Linked DNA regions of Mus musculus: region 2 is linked to region 1. A link is a loop called in an ENCODE intact Hi-C map of the cell type or tissue named here. Cell type or tissue: gastrocnemius. All regions are shown on one strand.

Region 1 (8,000 bases):
ACCTGCGGCAGAGGACAGGCGAAAAGGAGCAAAGGCAGCCACTGACTTCAGGATCACAAAGCGACTGCTTCCCTGTCTATTTTATGTAGACTATCCCACTAACCAGGCTGGCAAAGGCCTTCCAAGGAAGATGAATCCACACCTCCCACCGTTACACACTCCAAGAAAATTCAGCTACCTGCAACAAAACCTGAGGAGGAAGAGTGGGGTCAAGGCAAGGAAGACTTCTTTGTAAGACTACATGCTTGTGGCTGAGTGCAACCGTCCTCGGTCTTCCCCCAAGTAGGGGCTCTCTCACGTTGGAAATGTTCAAGTGTCAGAGGCCATACAATCTCCACAGCCCAACTGAGAGGGACCCTGGAGACCATGTAGGCAGGATTCCTCTTGCCTCTTGATCTCTAGCTACAGCCATAGCTTGATCCCTTGTAACAGCATCTTCTAGTTCACAGCCAGAATTGTGTCCACAGCCATAGAGAGGTAGGGCTATAAGAGTACATCTCCAAACCGATCCTGCTTAGTTACTGACTAGGACACTCATTTCTTCTTCTGAGCCACAAAAGATAAACCATCACATCCAGCTAAGAGAAAAACTGTTGGCCAAAAAAATCTACCAGGAGGGTAGTCTTTGAGTTTCTTAAAGCAGGAAAGTGAGACCCAGTGAGAAGATGAAGTAGAACTTCCCCCCACACCCCCCCCCCTCAAGGCTGGAGAAGAGCACCTGACCCTTCTCGAAACTTCTCCACTCCTTTCTGGCTACTAGATGACTTTTAATTTTATTAAGCCTATCAAAAGTATACTGAAAGTCACTGTGGGTAATAATCATATCCATTGAAGAGGGGATAGGCCATTTCCTCCCCTTTTCCTAAGCAGAAACTTGAGTGCTTTGATGAAATAAAAATACAAGTAGGAATTTACTCATGGCAGGGTCGCCTTGGGCGGGGTCTGGGGAGTTTGTTAGATCTGTGGGTATTGCGGAGAGTGTGAAAACACTGGAGGAGGCAGTCTGGACCAGCAGAGAACCACGCATTCAGGAGGTGGGACTCTTGGAAAAAGAGGCGCACGCAAGGCGGGAAGGCCAGGCGTCTCTCTCGGAGGTGCTTTTTGAAAAGGAACCCCCGAAAGCTCGGCTGGAGGGGAAACAGCGAGCCAACCACTCCAGCAAGCCGAGGGCAAAGTTGGGGAGGCTCTGATCGCAGCGTGTGGCCGAGTGCGCCGCAGCCCCAGAGCCCGCGCTCGCAAACAGCTCTGTCCCGCGAGGCTGTGGCTCCCGCACGGTGGAAGGCGCCCCAATCCTCCACCAGCGCTCCGGATGTCCTGAGAGCGTCCCGGCTCCACTCTGTCCTGAGTGGGCAGGCCAGGATCAGCGACCCACAGTGGCCTCGACAAGCCCAGGTCCCCAGGAAAGCGCGGGGCGGCGCCGGCACCTGGAATCAGCTCGGAGAGGCGGGTCCCCGCCCGGAGCGCCCGCCCACCTCCGCCACCTCCTCGCCCCCCGGCGCTACTTACTGTGGTTCAGGGGGTTCCCGCCGGCCTGGGCCGACGCCACCAGCTCCAGATACAGAGTCCAGAGTCCCACCGATACTACGGCGAGCAGCAGCAGCAGCCGGAAGCGCCTCCTCAGCAGCTTGATCGGGCGCAGGAGCAGCATCAGCAACGCGGCGCGGGGGCTCCCCATGGCGCTTCGCCCAGCCTGCCGCTCCAGCACCCGCTACCCACCCGTCGTTCCGGCCCGGCTCCGCCGCTCAGCGCGGCGCACAGCCAGTCTCCCCGGGTCGCTCTCCAGCGGGCCGACTGCTCATGCTCGACGCGTTGGGGTGATCCTGGGCTGCGCGGGTGCCTCGCAGGTCGTTCTCCGGCCGCGGAGCCGGGCTCCTCCTCCCCAAGTGTCCGCTCCACGCCTCTCCTCGTCGCAGGCCCGCCACCTCCCTCCCTCTCTTCTTTCTCACTCCAGCGCTCTGCCCAGGAGGCTCTCCTAGTTGCCCTCCGGCCCCTGCGCTTGCTTGCTGCAGTTAGGGCGCTTTCTCTCAGCTCCGAGCATTACCTTACTCCCTACCTGTCCCGCCCACGCCTTGGCCCCGCCCCCAGGCGCAGGTGGGCCCCGCCCCCTAGAGAATGAGGGAAGGGGAGAGGTGGGGCCAGAGAGAGCTGGTCCCTGGCGTACTCACCGGCTTGGAGTTATGTGGGAGGGTGTGTGGGGTGATGATGAGGGATATGGGACTGAAAGAAGATGCGAGCTAAGACATGGACTCTGTGAACCAAGAAAACCCAGTCACCGTCAAGATATTCGAAGGCGCTCTTTCGAAGCTTGCTGTGGGGCTGAGACACATTTTTTTTAAGTGACCTCTGTGACTTTGGCCTCAGGACCTTTCTCTACCTAGAAAGACCCTAGTCACAATTAACTGACACTTCATTCAATCTTAACTGTCTTCCAAGTCAAATTTGAATACCGTTTTTTCCCTGGCGCAACTACAACTGAAAGGCACCAGGGGAGCCTTTACAAGGAGTTTCTCCAGTTTTAGGTGTTTTGGGTGAAAGATTGTTGGAGATTAAAAAAAAAAAAAAAATGGAGGGGCCACTCAAGAGCAGACCAAATGCTTAGCATTCAGGAGGCCCTGGGTTCCATCCCAGAACCATGAAAGAACTAGGGAAATGGAAAGGGGGTCTGGCAGAACTGTAGAGATGGCTCATCTATTAAGAGTGCATGGTCTGGGTCTGGAGAGATGAGATGGCTCAGTGATTAAGCATCTTCCAGGGGTCCTGAGTTCAATTCCCAGCAACCACATGGTGGCCCTCAGCCATCTGTAATGGGATCTGATGCCCTCTTCTGGTGCGTCTGAAGACAGTTACAGTGTACGTACGCATAAACAAATAAATCTCAAAAAAAGAAAAGAGAAAAGAGTGTATGATGCTCTTCTTCAGGGCCTGAGGTGGGTTCCCCAAACCCATTAATTCCAACTTCCTCTTCTAGCTTCTGCTCCAGCCTCCACTCACATGAATATACCCACACAAAGAGGCACACATGTACATTTGAGAAATAAAATATTTTAAAAAGAAAGAAAAAATGAAAAGGAGAGGCACATCTTCCTTAAGCTGCCCGTACCACAGGTGGATTCGCGCTATTTCCTTCCGAGTCTCTTCTTTTCTCCCAACTCTCATGCCACATAAAAGGTCTTCTTTTATGATTATAGAAGCTTTGAAAGAAAGGTCAAGGCAAGCTTTTTAAAGTCAGCCAAGGTCAGCACAGAGACAAAAGAAATCTAGGGGTAGAGACTGCAGAAGAGAAGAGTGATCTGGCGTACATACCAATTGTAGGAGAAATGTTTAGCATACACAAAGCCTTGGTTTTGATTTCCAGTGTAGGTGAGTGCAGCCGCATGTATACGCGCCCCCATCTCAAAAAAATCCTTAAGAGAAGAGGAAGAGGGGAAAGAGACTGATAGAATACACATTACATGATAACAGAAGGAACCTGAGGGAGGAAGGCAGTCAGTAACAGAGGGGTAAGAAGTGATGAAAAGGCTGTGTGGGAGAGGGCTGAACAAGAACATAATGAAGTGTGTGAGTGTGCGCATGCATGCGCATGTGTGTAAAACTACCATAAGAAAACTCGGGAACTGGAGAGATGGCTCAGCTGTTACGAGCACTGACTGCTCATCCAAAGGTTCTGAGTTCAAATCCCAGCAACCACATGGTGGCTCACAACCATCCATAATGAGATCTGACACCCTCTTCTGGGGTGTCTAAAGACAGCTACAGTGTACTTACGTATAATAATGAATAAATCTTTAAAAAAAAGAAAAAGAAAACTCAACATTTGGTATACTAAACTCTAAAAAAGTAATTTTTAAAAAAAAAGATCTATTTATTTATTATGCAGACAGTAGTCTGCCTGCATGTATGCCTGCTTGCCAGAAGAGGGCACCAGATTTCATTATAGATGGTTGTGAGCCACCATGTGGTTGCTGGGAATTGAACCCAGGATCTCTGGAAAAGCATCCAGGGCTCTTAACCTCTGAGCCATCTCTCCAGCCCTAAAACATTAATTCTTTTAAAAAGGAATAAAAAGGTGCATAGAGCAGCAATGTTCTACGCAGAACAATACTTTTAAAAATAGACATCTTTTAGACTTATTTTACTTTATGTATATGAAAGTTTTTGTCTGCATGTATATATACCCTGTGTGTACCTCAGAGGTCAGAAGAGAGCAATATGGAATTACAGACAGTTGTTATCCACCATGCAGATGCTAGGAATTAAACTGAGGTGCCCTGGAAGAACAACCAGTACTCTTAACCACAGAGCCATCTCTCCAGCCCCTGAAGAACAATTATTATTCTACTACATGGAGAAACACTAAGCACCAGGCTAGAGTTGTAGCTCTGTTGGTAGAATGCTAACCTATCCTTCACAAAGGCTTAGGTTCAGACCCCAGGACCACACAACTCACCTGTAACTCCAGCACTCCAGGAATGAAGGCAAGAGGACCAGAAATTGTTTTGTTTGTTTTTGTTTTTGTTTTTTTGAGACAGGGTTTCTCTGTGTAGTACTGGCTGTCCTGGAACTCACTCTTTAGACCAGGCTGGCCTCGAACTGAGAAATCCACCTGCCTCTGCCTCCCAAGTGCTGGGATTAAAGGCATGCGCCACCACCGCCCAGCTGGAGAACCAGAAATTTAAAGTCATCCTAGGCTACGTAGTGAATTTGAAGCCAGCCTGGGCTATATAAAAGAGCCTGTCTCAAGTCCCCATCACCCAAAATAAGTAAGTAAGTAAGCAAGCAATTTTGCTATTCATCTTGGCAAAGCTTGATTTTTGTTCTCAACTCGCACGAGTCATTTATACAGAAGCGGTAGGGTTCACTGATTCATTTTGCAGATAAAAGAAATGGGCTCAGAAATATTAAATATTAAATGTTGTATAGGTAATCCATGAGCAGAACCCAGGACTTTGCAAGTGCTTTGCCCTGAGCCGCATCCCGAGCCCTGAGGTCCATTGCCTTCCCCTCCTCGGCACATGCTGCTTTCCTGGACGTTCCCCTGGAGAAACAAATTCACCCTGGAAACTCTGAGCACTCTCGCAGCAGCACATCTGCAACTCATCCAGACACGTTCTGCTTCTCATCCTTTCTCTCCCTGGCCTCGCTCATCAGTACCACCTGTCAGTCATCTAGTGAGGACATCTTGATTTCCATCCGTGTTTCCCTGAATCCGTTATCTACGAATAATTCTGCAGAGTTTGCTTCTCTGGAGTCGTTCCCAGGAACAGGCAGAACCCTTACTGAATTGATTGCTCTTGTGGTTACTGTTTGCAGCAGGGTTTCAGTATGTCAGGCTGGACTCAAATGATCCGCCTGCCTAGCCTCCCCACTAGCTGGCACTATACATGCACATCACAGCACCAGAACTGGACCCTCCTTGTCCACTTCTCTTCCTTTCCAGTATGGTCAGGCCCTTCCATCTGGATGAAGAAGTAAAAAGCAGGAGCTCTGCCAAAGCCCTGTGTCTGTGACCTTACACAGTTTGTCATACTAGGCAGGAAAAGTGATGGCTACTTACCATGTCCATGGAGGAATATGTGCAGGATTAACAAGGCTAACGGTGCAGACACCAGATAGGAAGGAAGCTACAACAGGAGAATCTCAAGTTCAAGACCTGTCTGGACTACAGACTGAGTTCAAAGGCAGCCTCAGCAAACTTAGCAATACCCTAACTCTTTTTTTTTTAATGTATTTATTATATATGTAAGTACACTGTAGCTATCTTCAGACACTCCAGAAGAGGAGGTCAGATCTCATTATTGATGGTTGTGAGCCACCATGTGGTTGCTGGGAATTGAACTCAGGACCTCCGGAAAAGCAGTCAGTCCTCTTAACCTCTGAGCCATCTCTCCAGCCTCTCTCTCTCTCTTTTTTTTTAAATGATGAAAAAACTGGAGATTTGCCTAGCATGTATTAGCCATAGGACCCACAATTCAATCCCCAACGCTAAAAATAAAGTTCAAGATTAAACCGTAAAGAAAAAAAAAAAGGATGTTTGAGCATGATGGGCAGTTTTGCTTTTAATCTTAACTCTCTGGAGGCAGAGACAGGCAGAACTCTGTGAGTTCAAAGCCAACCTAATCTACTTAGTGAGTTCCAAACCATCCAGGACTACATAGTGAGACCCTGTCTTAAAAACAAACAATGGGCTGGGCGTGGTGGCGCACGCCTTTAATCCCAGCACTCTGGAGTCAGAGGCAGGCAGATTTCTGAGTTCGAGGCCAGCCTGCTCTACAAAGTGAGTTCCAGGACAGCCAGGGCTACACAGAGAAACCCTGTCTCGAAAAAACAAACAAACAAACAAACCCCCCCAAAACAAACAAACAACAGGGCTGGAGAGATGGCTCAGTGGTTAAGAGCACTGGCTGCTCTATTGGAGGTCCTGAGTTCAATTCCCAGCCACTACATGGTGGCTCACAACCATCTGTAATGGGATCCGATGCCCTCTTCTGGTGTGTCTGAAGACAGTGACAATGTACTCACATACATTAAATAAATAAATAAATAAATAAATAAATAAATAAATACTTGTTTGTTTTTTTGAGACAGGGTTTCTCTATATAGCCCTGGCTATCCTGGAACTCACTTTGTAGACCAGGCTGGCCTCCAACTGGGATTAAAGGCGAGCGCCACCACCGCCGGAGTAAATAAATAAATCTTTAAAACAACAAGTACATAAGTACATACTAAAAACAATAAGAACAAAAGAAAGGGAGAAGGGATGATAATCTTATGCTTGGGTTAAAATAAAGTGTATGGGCTAGGGAAACTCCTCTGGAATTCACATACTAAGAGACCATGACTTTATCATAACCCCTGCCCCAGTTTTTGGCACAGTATTCAGGGAGCAGAAGTATGTGCTTTGAAGTTTTCACTAGGCAGCCCATTGCTGGGACATACTTCCCCTTTCAGTTCAAAGCAACACTGTACCTTATACACGCATTATTTCTTAGACAGGATTTCACATAGCCCAAACTGTCCCCAGACTCCCTTCTACAACAGGATGGCCTTGACCGTTTGATCTGCCTCCGCCTCACAAGTACTGAGATTACAGGTGTGTATCACTGTGCCCAGTTTATGCTTTGTGTTTTGAGATAGGGTTTTCTATGTAACAGGCTGGCTGAAGAGCTTCTTGACTCGGCCATTGGTGGCTTTGCATGCACACCACAGATCGAACTCAGAGCCTTACACATAACAAGCATTTTACCATTGAGCTACATGCCCACATTTTCTCTTTCAGTTGACCAAGTCTGACCCAATTATGCCACCATGGCCGTTCTATGTGCTTCTTGGAGCTTCATGGCTGCTAGGAGAGCATCCTGGCCACTGAGCCGTATCCCAGCTCCTGCCTCCAAATCATTACAGCCTCTCTCTGCCTTCTATCAGTGTAAGGGATGCCCCAGCACATTTATGGGGGGTGGGGGAGAGAGCTACAGCTTTATTTGCTCAGGCTTTTCAACAGAATAATATCAATTATTTTTCTCCTCTGAAGTTTGCTTTGTTGCTAGGAAGCCCATAGGAAAAAGCACTCTTCTTCCTCCTCCTCCTGTCCTCTCCCTCCCACTCTCCTTTCCCCTCCCCCCATCTTTTTAGGGTATTGAAACCAAGTTGTTGTTTTGGTTTTTTTTTTTTAAGATTTTATTTATTTGTCATATATATACTGTTGCTGCCTTCAGACACACCAGAAGTGGGCATTGGACCCCATTACAGATGGTTGTGAGCCACCATGTGTGGTTGCTGGGAATTGAACTCAGGACCTCTGGAAGAGCAGTCAGTGCTCTTAACCGCTGAGCCATCTCTCCGGCTCCCAGAAAAGTCATTTTGATTTCTCTTCATTTTTATTTTATTTTATTATTTATTGTTACTACAGTTGAAAGTTTATCTTATCACCTAGGGCAAGAAAAAAAAAAACAAAAAAACAAAAAACTTCCTGGATTCTATTTAGTTGTTGCTGAAACAAGAGT
Region 2 (8,000 bases), 74 kb before region 1:
TATACTCAGCTGTACTATTTAATTTCACTTAGCCTACACCTGTATAGTACTTCCTTGGTATTCCTGTATAGTACTTCCTGGGTATTCCTGGCTGTGCTGGAGTTTGAACTTAAGGCTTCTCTGGTAAGAGGGAAAGATGTTACCACCCATGTAATCTAGTTCCATTCTCTAGAGGGCAGCCTCTCTCATACCATCTGTGAATGTCATGTGATCACAGTGAGCCAGGCTTCCCCAGGCATCCCTTGTCTGCACAGCCCACTAACTAGAGTCTTCTCCATCACAGCCCAGACTGGGGATCAGACTCTGGCATTTTTATTCCTCGGGTCTGCTCGGGCTACCTCTTTTCTTCTCCAGTCCACAGCTTAAGCTGGTGGTCAAGCTCCTACAGGGAGTGCTGTAGCTGGGTGGTGGTGGTGGGGGGGGGTCCATGAAAAAGATGTGTCAATAGTAAAGGTTTCTGGTTTTGAAAACTGGTCATGAAAAAAAAAAAAAAGGTCAATAGCTAAAAGGTTCCAGAACCAGCATCGTCCTTGGTTCCGAACATCCGACACATGCCACACACCTAGCAAGGCCAGTGAACAATCCCTGAAACACTTTTGCTCAGGTACAAAACTACTGAATGTTATGATAGGGTGTTTTTACTGTGCACATGACATTGTGTGCTCTTACAGAAACATAACAGATTAATGACAGAAAACAAAGACTTGAACACTTAAGAAAGCTATCAAGTGCCGGGCAGTGGTGGTGCACGGCTCTAATCCCAGCACTTGGGAGGCAGAGGCAGGCAGATTTCTGAGTTTGAAGCCAGCCTGGTCTACAGAGTGAATTGCAGGACAGCCAGGGCTACACAGAGAAACCCTGTCTCAAAAACAAAACAAAACAAAACAAAAAAAAGAAAAAGAAAAAGAAAGATATCAAGTGAATTTTGGCTTAGGATTGGGACAGAATTTTCAAAATGACCCTTAACATAGTTTCTATTTTGTACCACTAATGTTGAATGAGGTGCTCTCAGCAATGATTTATACAAAGCAGTACACCCAGCACCGATGATTATAAAACTAAAATATTGATCAAGGAGCTGAGGATATGGTTCAGTGAGTAAGAGTGTCTGTTTTATGCACATGAGTTTGAATCTCCAGTACACACATAAAAGTTGAACATAGCCTTTAGCCTAAAAGCTCACACGAAAGCAGCCTAGCCACTGTGGCGAGCTTCAGTTTCAGAGAGAAGGCCTGTCTTTTTTGTTGTTGTTTTTTGTTTTCCAATTTTTTAAAAAAAAGATTTATTTATTTATTATATGTAAGTACATTGTAGCTGTCTTTTCAGACACCCCAGAAGAGGGCATCAGATCTTGTTACAGATGGTTGTGAGTCACCATGTAGTTGCTTGGATTTGAACTCAGGACCTTCAGAAGAGCAGTCAGTGCTCTTAACTGCTGAGCCATCTCGCCAGGAGATGGTCCTGTCTTACGGGATAAGGTAGACAGCAAAAAAGCAGACACTCGATGTCCTCTCTGGCCTCTGCACATGTGTGCCCCGGGCACATGCACACATACATATACAATATTGATTATTTGAAAAGACTAGAAGATGCTGCATATCATACAGCATCAAATATTTAAACAAAGTTTTATTTTTAAAAATAATTTGCTTGTTTGTTTGTTTTGAGACAGGGTCACCCCCCCCCCCATGTAACCCTGGCTGTTCTTTAATGTACTAGATAACACAGGCTGGCCTGGAACTTACAGAGATCAGCCTGCCTCTGCCTCTTGAGTGCAGAGATTAAAGGCATGCACCACCACCACCTGGCCTAATATTTATGTTTGTATGTCTGTCTGTGTGAGTATACGCCTTATGTGCTGGTGCCTGTGAAGGTCAGAAGAGGCCATCAGATCTCTGGGATAAGACAGATTAACTGTGAGCTGATGTGTGGGCCTGGAACTGAACTCAGAGCTGCTGGAAGAACACTTAGTGCTCTTTTTTAAAAAAAAGGTTTATATTGTTAAATTTTATTTTCTGTGTATGAGTGTTTTACCCAAATCTATGTGCCCATGGAGAGCAGAAGAAGGAATCAAATCCTTTGAAACTGGAGTTTAAGACATCTTTTCAGCACCAAGATTTAACCATGTAAAAATAAAATATATATATTTCATCCACAGACAAATTTGCTTTCACCTTTAATAATTGGTATATCAAAAGCATCACTGTAAAATGAATGTCCTTATGATCTGTTATCAATGAATGTTTGGTGTGTCTACCTATTTTGGACCCATATACCTGGAATCATGTGTAGATTTCTCAGGCTAACAGGGATAACTGTTGGGAGAGATTTAAGAAATTCTGCTCCATCAAGACCCCTAGGGAGTTGACTGCTTGCCTTCCCCCTTAAACAAACAAACAAACCAACCTGAGACCACATCTATGTTTAGTACGTTGTCTTTGTTTTTTGAGACAGGGTTTCTCTGTGTAGCACCTAGCTATCCTAGAACTCCATCTGTAGACCAGGCTGGCCTCGAACTCACAAAGATCTGTCTGCCTCTGCCTCCTAAGTGCTGGGATTAAAGGCACACACCACCACCACCATTAAACAGACCTCTACCCAGGAGAGTAAAGTCTCCCTAACTGTAAGGTCTCTCAGGCTCTCATCCTTCCTTGGAACTCTGTCATACCCGTCCTCTACATATCTGAACTTTATTCCCACCCCTCTGACCTTACCATGGGCCACACTCTCCCTAATGGAGCCCCTGGGCTCCCAGGCAGGCAGAGCCTACTTACTTGTAAAGAGAGATAAGAAGGGGGAGTCAATGATGGTGAACTTGGCTCCAGGGTCATTCCGTCTCCACTAGAATTAGAGGAAAGGCACAGAGGTTGGAGGACGCTGGGCTTGGGACAGTGTTCAAAAGATATGGGCAAGGGAATGCTGGGAAAGGTACGTGAACGTGGGGGGGGGGGGATGGGTTGTCAAGAGGGATAAAGGCACTCACCGCGACCTCCACGTGGTCAGTGCCTTCATCATTTTGCTTGTGCAGGACCTCAAAGTAGTACCTGAGGGAGGCTGATAAACTGGCGGACAAAGACAGGAAACGGAGGCTTTTCCTCAGCTAGCCACCTCCATCATCCACCTTTCCCACCCACAAGCGCCCCCCTCCCCCGTGCCCCTTTCTCCTACCAGGTGCTTGCTATTTAACTATCCCCCACCTACTCCTGACAACTAACCTTGTCTTTCCTTTTGAAAGAGCCAAATATAAATAGTTCAGAAGTTCACTGGGAGACCCAGTGACATGGCACCCATGATTAAAGCCATAGTGAGTAGTCTCTGCTACCGGGACCATACATGATTCTTTTCCTGACAGTCTTCGGCTTAAAGACACGGTGATCTTTGGTAATTTGCCCAAAGTCGCCCAGGTAGTGAGCAACGCAGTTGTAATTTGGACCAGGTAGCCTTTAGGGTCCATGCAAAGCACTGAGAGAGCTCAGAGCACTCACAATAACTCGGGCACACCAAGTACCAAGGGCTCTCTCTCTCTCTCTCCCTGTCCCTTGAAGCTGGGATATGGTCTCGCCTGTGAATGTGCAAGCCACCAGGTGGCGTGCTGAAGTTGAGCTAAGTTCATAGGCTAGCTCTTAATGCCATTCCAGTGGCTGTAGGCTGGAAGAGGTCAGATTTCCTAGGATCACTTCAAGGTCAGGCTTCCAGTTCCCTGTAGGGACTCCCTCTCTGAAGCCCCAGAGCAAGCACTAGGCAGTCTTTATGAGTGCGAGCATTTCTAGGTCTAAAGAAAATAGGAAGAAAAAAAAGAGACCTGTTTTCTAGCCTTGAGTGTCACTATCTGTGTGGCCTTCCATCCAGCCACAAAGCTCTGGGTCTCAATCGCCTCCTCTGAAATGAGGGTGGGGGTGGGGGATGAGCTGGAGAGACAGCTTAGAAGTTATGAGTGAGTACTGCTCTTGCTGAGAACCAGGGTTTGGTTCTCAGCACCCATGTAGCAGCTTACAACCATCTGTAAGACCAGTTTCAGAGGATCCAATAAGCCTTCTGTCCTCTGAGGACACCAGGCCTACACACGGCACACCCTTGTACATACATGTAGGCAAAATGCACTCGTGAGAAAAAGAGTCTAAAAACCATTTATAAAATGAGGAAAGGCAGGGCCGATGGCTTCTGCTTAGACAAACGGTGTGGATTCTCACTCATACTAACCCTGAGCAGTGAGCTGGTGAAGATGGCAAGGGGCCTCCTGGATCTCTCATGCTGACACGCCTGGCACTGGAGGGGCTCACAAGAGTGTGGGTGGTAACCCACCCTACTTACCTCACTGGCTTGGAAATTTGACTCTGAAATTTCCCAAACTCTCCAGGGGCTGTCCATTCCTTTCCTGTCTAGAAGTGGGGAGAGAAGGGAGAAGGAAGGAGAGGAAAAGAGAGAAGATGGGGGAAGAGGGGAATAGCAAAGGAGGGAAGACAGAGTTAAAAAGGATTGCCGGCCAACACACTTCTGCCCCCAATAATGGAAGGGAGCCTTCCCATAGGCAACCAACCCAGCATGAATCCTTAGCATGGGCTCGGGGACAATGGAACCTGAAAAATGTATATAGCTGGGTCCCCATTCTGTCCACATCTCCCATGCCCTTTTCAGTGTAGGACAGAGCTGAGGGGCACCATGTGTGGCTTCTGTCCCTTCTTCATGTCAATGACATTAATGGTCAAGGAGGCTCCCAAGACCCTCATACCACATCAGTACCCGCCTCCAAGGGCCAATGAGAGGTCAAGGGCTGAGCTGGTCCTACCTTGCCCACGCTGGCCAGCAGCTGAAGGCCTGAGACCTGGTCATCACGACTCAGCCAGAACTCAGCATTGTCATCAGCAGCGATGGCAAACTGGATTTTCCCTGGGCAACAGCAGAGTGTCTGGGTGAATCAAAGAGGGCCTTGGCACGGAGGCTGAACGCCTCTGTTACACCTGCACATTGATTTTCTTCACTCACAGTGACTTGCCCTACCCGCCATTTTTGCATGGGGGAGGGGACTCTACATTCTGGGGGAGCAATATGAAGATGGAGAAGAATTATGTAGACCAGCCAGTTCCAGGCTTTGGGGGTGGGGCAGTTGCCTGAGGATACTGGATGAGATTTCACTATGCCTTAGTTTCCCCTCCCTCCGTGATGGAGTAACAAGGGCTCAGGGTTATGTTTCTAGGACCCTCCTGCCCCAGGAAGGTGGAAGCAGGAAGAGGAGTGGGGCTTCGGGACTCCCTCACCATCGGTGAAAGGGTGCAGATAGCCAAATATGCGGAGGCCATAGTTGGTCCACTTGGGGGACACAGCCAGCTTCCTCAGAGTTGTGCGGATCTACGTCAAGAAAGATGAACTGTCACTCAGAATCAGGAAGAAGAGTTGAAGAACTCGGTCTACTCAAGGCTGGTGGGGAGGAGAAGAGGGGGGCAGCCGATGGGAGACTAGGGGTGTGGTATGGTGGGTGGAGTACAAGATAGGTGTGCTTATGAGATCCTACTCGCTTCTCGGTCCAGCTGGCCGTGTACGATGCACATGTTGCCCTTGGATAAACATCAAGAGAGCCTGAACTGAATGAAATGCTGCCCAGCGGCAGGTGGCAAGAGTCTCGGGGAAGGAGAAGACAAAAAAGATCTTCTGGACAGAGGAAGAGAAGGCCCAAGAGATCGAGGGAGTAAGACCGACTGTGATGGACTGAGAAGAAGCAGGGAAGGAGGCAGGTGGAGTGCATGAGATGCAGGAGACACAGAGGGTGGTCCAGGCACCATGTACAAACATCCCCACAGGTACTCACGTGGGGGTAGAGTGGGAAGTGCAGGTTGTTCCTCAGCTGTTGGATGGAGCTGCCACACCAGTCTTCAAACACATGTAGGTTGGCGTGGCCCCGGAACTGTGTGGGGCAGAGAGGGGGCAGTGAGTGAGAAGTGGACACAGTGATTCTCGAATACTCTATGGAAGGCTTGGCTCCCAGTCCGTGGTGGTACTGGAAGATGTGGAAGCTTTAGGAGGTGAGGACCTAATAGGAGAAGGTTAGGTTATAGGGCGGTGCCCCTGAAGGGATTACTGGGATCCTCACTGCTTCCTATCTTTCATGACTCGCCAGTCAGTCCTCTGCCACCAGGATGCACTAAGCTGCCACAAGTCAAAGGAACTGGGCCAAGCAGGCCTAGGATTAACCCTCTGAACCCTTGAGCCTACACAATGTTTTCTTGTTCATGAGTTGGTTATCTCAGGAATGCTTGTCCTGATGAAAAGCTAACATCAGCCCTATGGCCTGACTCTGAGGTTACACACACACACACACACTCACACACACGCACACACACGCACACATGCACACACGTGCAGGCAAGGGGCTTAATAGCCGTGGCAAAACGATGCAAGTGACAGAAGGAGCTGGGAGGAGCTTGGTCAGGTTCTAGCCAAGGGCTTGCCTATCATGCCTGCCCTGTTTCTCAGGAGAGGAAGGCTCTGCAGCCTTCTGCCTGTCATGACCTCACCTACCCAGTGGTCTCCATACTCTGGCTGGGGGAAGCATCTGAGGAAATCCATGGTGGTATCTGGGGGCCCCCTCAGGGCCTCCTGCAGCTCACAGGCTCCTCACTGACTGGCAGAGGCTAGCTTGTCACTCTCTGACCTGGGACCTTGGGAAGTAGCCACCACTCACAGGAATGTAGGGAGGGGGCTGGGGTGGGTGAGGAAGTCTGTGGGTTGGTAGGTGGGAGGCGGTTAGAGGCTCCAAGGAAGGAAAAGAATGGGGACTTTATGCTGCTTCTGGGGAAATTCCTCAAGTCCAGCTTAAAGGATTCAGTTGTCTTCTCCAAGTGGTCTGCTTCTGTCCCCTCCCCAGGAGACCTCCAGGTCAGAGAGCTCTGGTTCTCTGACTTGAGGGGAGCACGGCCACCAGAGCAGAGCCGTCAGCTGTGTGAAGCCTGGAGCTACGATGTCAGACTTGGCACTTGGCACGAGAAGGGGTTTTTGCCCAGAAAGCAGCTTTGGCCTGAGGGCAGGGAGATACCAATTTCTCCCAGCTCCTCCGCAAGCAATCCAGCTCAGCCAAGAGAGCCTGAGGTGCTATAGGAAGCCCTCAGGGAAGCAGGGAAGGAGAGTGGAAGAGAGAAATAGCCTTTTCTTTGAGGTAGGCTCTACCCAGTATTTGGCTGAGCCTCAAACTTTTGTGGGTAACCTCCGACTGTGGGGGTGTCTTGGGGATCCTTGGACACTGTCTTCTTCCTCAGACCCAGACTGACAACTACATCAGAATTTGTGTTTTGTGTTGTTCCATTTTAGGGACTCTATACTAACAAAGATGTGGCACTCTGGAACCTCAGCCTCCGAGGTGGCCCTTCTCCTTTGCCTGACATAGACAGAAGGCCAGGGAAGGGGTGGGCTTCCTCCTAGTTTTATTTATTATATATAAGTACACTGTGGCTGTCTTCATACACACCAGAAAAGAGCATCAGATCCCATTACAGATGGTTGTGAGACACCATGTGGTTGCTGGGATTTGAACTCAGGACCTCTGGAAGAGCAGTCAGTGCGCTTAACCACTGAGCCATCTCTCCAGCCCCTCCTCCAAGCTTGTGATGGTTTGGAACTTACAGCTGGCCGTACGGGAGAAAGTACTTGTCAGCTTGTCTCATTTAGAAGGGAGGATATCGGGGCTCAGGAAGTGACTCCCTGAGAACACACAGCAATTACTCCATGGAGAAGGTGAGTGCAGAAGGGGTATTCAGGGAAGGGAAGGTCTACTCCACCTCTGCTGGGACTTACTGGGCTTTCCAGGTCAGCAGCAGGAGGAGGCAGATGGTGGCGTCTCCCCTGCCCTGGGTGTTCTTACTGCCCCCCAGGACTGTCCTGAGCAACTGGACTGATCTGATGAAGCAGGTCACTCTGCAGCTAAAAACTTCAGGTGACTTCAGACTTTAGTCACATCGTCATAAAGATCATCTCACTGTGATCTTTATGACTGACCTGCCTTCCCAGCCCCC

What was found. Peaks named below come from ENCODE experiments on the same cell type or tissue, not always from the same donor. Only the 100,000 strongest peaks of a DNase experiment are listed, where the experiment ranks them.
Region 2: it touches region 1 in a loop (6-fold over the local background); 32 of 42 quality-filtered maps call a loop at or near these places.

The regions. Positions count from the first base shown.
Region 1 is chr6:120,292,885-120,300,884 of GRCm38, forward strand. It overlaps B4galnt3 (beta-1,4-N-acetyl-galactosaminyl transferase 3), which reads right to left and starts at 2,013. Exons shown (of 20, transcript NM_198884.2): 1 at 1,507-2,013. The coding sequence starts at 1,675. In gastrocnemius, a CTCF peak has its summit at 3,897 (motif pointing right); DNase peaks (open chromatin) are centred at 1,606 and 2,041; H3K4me3 peaks cover 1,432 bases; H3K27ac peaks cover 332 bases.
Region 2 is chr6:120,219,290-120,227,289 of GRCm38, forward strand. B4galnt3 (beta-1,4-N-acetyl-galactosaminyl transferase 3) reads right to left here. Exons shown (of 20, transcript NM_198884.2): 4 at 5,804-5,899; 5 at 5,256-5,346; 6 at 4,787-4,887; 7 at 4,312-4,379; 8 at 2,984-3,062; 9 at 2,775-2,841. Among named protein-coding and RNA genes, the nearest start is that of B4galnt3, 72 kb to the right of the region's middle. In gastrocnemius, CTCF peaks have their summits at 156 and 3,582 (motif pointing right); DNase peaks (open chromatin) are centred at 3,586 and 6,391.